2 separate regions of the Homo sapiens genome follow, and region 1 is linked to region 2. Evidence: read pairs that join two places in POLR2A ChIA-PET (ENCODE). Cell type or tissue: A673. All regions are shown on one strand. Each heading gives the region's core, and the rest is flanking DNA. Links, peaks and the distances in the headings are about the cores only. Region 1 has its middle 220 kb from the start of ATP5MC3. Region 2 has its middle 180 kb from the start of LINC01117.

Evidence for each region. ChIA-PET counts read pairs that join two places held together with the same protein. Peaks named below come from ENCODE experiments on the same cell type or tissue, not always from the same donor. Only the 100,000 strongest peaks of a DNase experiment are listed, where the experiment ranks them.
Region 1: POLR2A ChIA-PET joins it to region 2 with 10 read pairs; 1 of 35 experiments calls an interaction of 5 or more read pairs at or near these places.

What each region holds. Positions count from the first base shown.
Region 1 is chr2:175,402,484-175,405,407 of GRCh38, forward strand. No RefSeq gene overlaps it. Among named protein-coding and RNA genes, the nearest start is that of ATP5MC3, 220 kb to the left of the region's middle. In A673, for the core only: no CTCF peak of the experiment used is centred there; DNase peaks (open chromatin) are centred at 1,558 and 2,528; H3K27ac peaks cover 2,335 bases.
Region 2 is chr2:176,818,315-176,821,238 of GRCh38, forward strand. No RefSeq gene overlaps it. Among named protein-coding and RNA genes, the nearest start is that of LINC01117, 180 kb to the left of the region's middle. In A673, for the core only: no CTCF peak of the experiment used is centred there; DNase peaks (open chromatin) are centred at 717 and 1,167; H3K27ac peaks cover 1,767 bases.

The sequences.
Region 1 (2,924 bases), core at 313-2,812, 1.4 Mb before region 2:
TATAGTTTAGATCTCATTACACAGAAGTGCTGCATATTAGTTGAAGCAAATTAACATTCAAACACTTTCTGGAGTGGCTGCTAATCACAGGCTGTTAATTACTGTCATTACATTAGGCTGCTGCAGAGACTACCCAAAGAATCATTCTCATGATCTTGGTATTTGAAAGTGATCTTCACCAATAAAAACACATGTCAGACATACAGAAATTGCAAATTGCTGAAATTGCTGACGGGGTTGAAAATTCTGCTGACTATAAGTACCCATCCAGTGATGGATGCATTCTTGACACAGTTTCAGTGTTTGGACTTAGGAAATAATGAGTATCAGTGTCCTGGCAAGGGAATATGCAAAGATGAAAGAGCCCTTTTGTATCCTTAATTAAGGAAAGTAGTAGCAGAACTCGTTCACAGATAAGTGACTGTACATAATAATCATGTATTTATGTAAGGGACTGCTATGCTATATTACTGTAGTGGCAATTAGATTTTCACAAAGTCATTTTAATAAAAGGCATACTTACATAATAAATAAACGAAACCGCTCATTTTCATGGCAGGCTCTCTAATTATACACTGGCTTAAAATAAAATGTTCTGCAATGCTAAGTTAAACATATAGACTCTAGCTGCCTTCTACAATGTGCCCCAAATCTTTTTTCGCCTCACAGCCTCAGTTGCCCCAGGAACTCTGACAAACAGTGAAAGAGTATTTGTGCATTTTGCTTGTTCTGTATAAGGAAGGAATCATTTGAGAATTTAGAGGTCAAGGCTTCTGGTGCCTACTGACCTAACTTCCTTTATTGCCCAGAAAGTCTGCTGCCCATCCTGTAGCTTCCAGTAATTGGGATCAGCTCAGTGCCAGAATGGTGAGAACTCAGGTGGCCAGCACATGTGTCAGCTTTTTGGGCAAACTGATTCATTAGCAGTGCTACTACGCTAAGGAGGCCCAAGCCATGAGTCTTTGAAGATCCGTTTGTAGGTCTAATTCTAGCTTCTCAGTAATTCATTAATTCATTCAACAAATATGTGTTAAACACCTTCCTTGTGGAGGACATTATACTGTGTGCTGTGGAAATGCAAAGATGAATTAGATATGAATTTTGCCTTCAAAAAACTTACAGTTTAGTATGGGGCAATCATCTTATCAATGTAAGCCTCTGGTCCCAGAAGAACTGAGTGAGAGATTTTAAATAGATCTGGGTGAAGCTCTCCCTGATCCTGTAACTGTGGAACACCTAAGGGGACTTGCCCTACTATCTCTCAGTGAGGGAACATCAGTACTAAAGGAATCCCTGTCCCTAAGTATACAGATAGGACACTGTCTCCTAAGGACAAATTAAAGACACATCCATAGCTCTTCTTTCTCCTCTCCCTCCCTCCCTCCCTCCCTCCCTCCCTCCCTCCCTCCCTTGCTTCCTTCCTTCCTTCCTTCCTTCCTTCCTTCCTTCCTTCCTTCCTTCCTTCCTTCCATACTTACTCAGTGTTTACTGTGTGCCAGTTTCTGGGTATTTAAAAAGGAACATGTCATGTATAATCCTGCACGGAATTTGTAATCTAGTGGGGGATATATTAAGGAGACAGGCACCTTCAGGATATGTGTCTTCTGGTTGGGATGTATCTAGCATGCAATGAGAGCACATGAGAAGGACTCATGGACTTGAAGGGGCAGGTTAACTGGGATTTAAAAGAAGTATAACAGTGAGCAATAGAATTTTAGGCAAGTTCCATCATGGTATGTTGGAGGAACCAAAGGTCAGTCTGAGTAGTCTGTAGAAGGCAAGGGGGTAGGATTAATGAAGACTGATACTGGAGAAGTAGGGCTTACCAATAAAAGGGAAAATTGATTTATCTCGATTATTTCCTAAGGAAAGCTACTGATGTTTTAAAACAGAAAATGGCATGATCACTTTTGTGTTTTAAATAGATCACTCTGAATTTGACTAGAGAATGAATTGGAAAGGGGCAAAACTGGGGGCAGAGAAAGCAGTTAGGATGCTATTGAAGTGGTCTAGATTGCTTGGGTGAGGTGGTAGCAGTGGGTTTGGATACCGTTGAGTAGGAAGTAGAGATAACTGGACATGGAGCTCGATTAGATATATATGTGTTTGCGTGTGTGTATGTGCATGTGTGTATGAGTGCATGTGTGTGTGGGTGGTTGTTCTGAGGGAGAAGAAGAAGTCAAGGATGACTCTCAAGTTACTGGACTGGTGGTTTTCCCATTCCTAAAGTGAGGGACACAGCAGGTTTTGGGGGCTTTGGTGCTGAGTTTGGTTTTGAATGCTGTCTGTGAAGTCTACTTTAAGGACTTTTAAGTGGAAATGTCCAGTAAATCACTGGATTTGGAAGTCTGAGGCTCAGAAGAAAGAGCCAGTGTGAGGAATAGTCTCTGCCATTGTCTTTTTTCTTCTCTTTTTCCTTTTAGTTGCTTGGTTTCACTATATTTCATCAACAGAGGCAGAGATTAAAGTCAGTGTTTTACTCAAAAGGCGTTTTTCTCCCAGCATGCATGCATACCTTTTAATTATCTTGCTTTATGTATTATTAAATATAGGAAATTGTGCTCAGATATCATGGGCTTAATTTAAACTGACAGAAGCTAAAGACATTACAAATTAAAGTTGCTATGTTTCTCTTTAATGCCTTTAAAGTTTCCATTTACTAAAAGGAAATATAAAACAGGAAGTGGTTGTGTTCTTTTCTGGAAAAAGTATTTCTAGAATTTATTTAACCTTGAGGCAAGTTCTTGATATGGTGTCAGAAGGGAATGTATAATATACTTTCATTTGACAGTAGAATCTCAGCCCATTTTGTAGGATTGAGGTGGCATTCCACTCTTTCCTTCCTCACTAACCACTGGTAATACATGTGGTAGCCACTGGACATTGCTAAGCCACCAGCCCGCTGAAGAACAAGTTTCCATGAA
Region 2 (2,924 bases), core at 145-2,644:
CCACCCTCTCCTTTCTGCTTTATTACGTCTGAAATGCACTTCATATGATAACATTCCTTTTCATTCTGTACTGGACTCTCATTTGAAAGGAAGAAGTTATGAAAGAAATTAAACAATCAGTGTCGTTAATAACAGTTCTTAATCTCCTTACTTAACAAAGGTTATGAAAAAAGGACAAGGGGAGGAGATGGTAACAAACAAAGGTAACATAACAAAGATGGTAACATAACAAAGGTTATGAGAAAAGGACAAGGGGAGGAGATGGTATTTTACAGATCATTCCAGAAGAGCTGATGAACTCTGAATGGGTGTGGGTTTTTCAGTTTTGACATTTAACGATTTTATTAACATCTTTGCTTCTTATGCACCTTAAATCCACAGGATATGCAGCTGGGAGCGAGTGTCCAGCCAACAGCCCGTGTCTCAGGCCCTGCCAGGGGATGAATCAATTAGCAAGAGAAGCAATGATGCAAATGCTCCGGGGTCACTTGGGATGCTGTTTGCCTTTTTGATAGAGAAAGCACACCATAAATAACATCACACCTCAGGAAATCATTCCAGGAGGCCCCGATGCTGGCAGGGCTGCTGCCAGGGACGGAAGGAATCGTTTGCTCATTGTGTGTATTTCCCCCAGCTCAGTCAATGGGAGATTTGTAGTAAAATCAAAGTATTTAAAAGGAGGACAGTATGTGGTAACAGAGGCATGTTTAGCAATTTTTTTAGTACCAGAACCTGTGATTTATGACCCAGAGTTACAGCCAACTTTATTACAAAAATGACTTCACCCATAATAACCTTATTCAGGGCCCTCTGATGAATGATGTAGTATCCAACAGCATTATAATCTAGTAAATATTCAAACACAATTCCCGCCTCCGCCTCATTTCCAACCAACCCCTCAGAAGCAGGCTTCCCCCTTTACCTGCTGGGAGAAGTGGGGTCCTGGGTAAGGCTTTGTGCTCTGTCTGTGGGAGTTTGCCTGGATCAGGCATTTATACTAAGCCAGGACAGAAAGTGACCTCCTGGGGTCTCAGTCATATCTTGTCCAACCTTGTCCCCTGAGGAGTAATGAGCAGAAGACACCCACTCACCCTTCATTTCCTCTCTGTGCTGAAACTTATTTCCTCCCTGCATTCCCCCACTCCTCCAGAGCTCAGATCCCCACCACCTGAAAGGAGCTCCAGTAAGCTCCCTGACATTTTTAATTGCCATGGTAACTGAGGGCTGCACTAAAACCGCCAGGGCTGGGTGTCCAAGCAGGGTCCCCTGGGCGTACCGGGATCTAGAAACTAGCCCTCCATCTTATTAAACTCCGGTGTCAGTTCCTAGCAATTGTTTTAAATTTACACCCTCAGAGTGGCTTAGTGGGATTACATGTCCATTTGCATTAAAACAGTTTTCTGTCATTAAACTGCCATACAATAAGCTTCCTTGGGACAAATTAATGAGCTCTAAATATCATCAAGTAGAAGTTCACTTCAAGACAGGCAACAAGGAGGGGGGTCGGAAGGAAGTGGCTGCTCAGAATCTCATGGCCCAGGAGAACGATAAGTGCCAACTAAAGAAGGGTCTTGTCCTGTTTCTTCACTGCACGATAAGTGGTCCTGATTTAGAGCTGAATGGGGAGATTTGGCAATATTCTCCCTGTTCGCCAAAATCCTATAGCTCATCTTCTATTCCTTCTTCCAAATATGACTTTACCCTTGACTTTGCTGAAATTTGCTGATGAAACACTGACCTCTTGTCTCAGTGACAATGTCTCAGCCTCATTTTCTTTGTCCTGTAGTTTCTCTGTCCTTGAGGAACTTGCGTGCATCCACGTGGCCTGGGAACAACACGCACACAACGCAGCACTATGTGTAGCTTGAACAAGTGCTCCCTAACTTTGTTAGTTCCCACACACTTTGCTAAAATGCATGTATGATTGCTACTGAACTGTCTGGGTCCTCAGACCTTATCGGGACCCTGGAACACGAGTCCTGATCAGGAGCACCTTTCATGGTCATCAGGAGCAGAATAGGAACAGGGAACAGTTTAGCTTCTAAGACTGAATTTGTCCTGCTCACAAGAATCACCAGAGCTTGTCCTCACAAATACATATGTGTGTCTAAGTAGAAATTTTTCATTAACACCAAATAAACCCCCAAACCTTCCCTTATGTAAAGGAAATAAGACTGGCTGCTAGACAGACTTCTTGATCCACAGAGGCTGTGATCTCATTTCTGTGTAGCCTTAACAGGGGACAGTAATGTATGATTGAGACACTGCTATATTTAGGAATGACAAGATGAACATTATTAATAGCTTAATTGACATTAAGGCAATTACCCCTACCCTTATTACAGTTTGTAGAATTACACAGAAAATATTGGCTGGGGCCTTTTTTTCCCTAGAGCTACCCAAGGATACAGCATTTTATTTCATGCCAGATCCCAGCTTTGACATTAGATACTTAGCCATAGAATGATTCCAGTAAATCATTATAAATGCATTATAATAAAGATGTTATGAGCTATCAGATATTAACCCCCAACCCCTAAAGAGAGATAAATAGTCCAGTTGCATGATTCCCACTTTTGTTTCATAAGAAATAAGCTTTTGCAAAGAGCAACTGACTAATGAATTATAAAATGGTGTGTTGAGCTCAGATAATTAAACAATGCATTTTAGTGTCTAGTGCAGGATGAACACTAAATCATACACAAATAAAAAAGGTAAAAATCTGAGCCCCATGCCTAACTCCTATTTTTGAATAACATTAATGTTGGTCTACAGTCCAAAAATGCTTCAACTATTTTCTTATCTGATTAGAGAGGCATATCAAGTATAAGATCAAGGCACAGTAGGCAAACTAAACCAACAGTCAGAACAAAAACTGTGAAGGTGCTAATTTCAGATAAGCCCACAAGGTTATTTTAATGGAG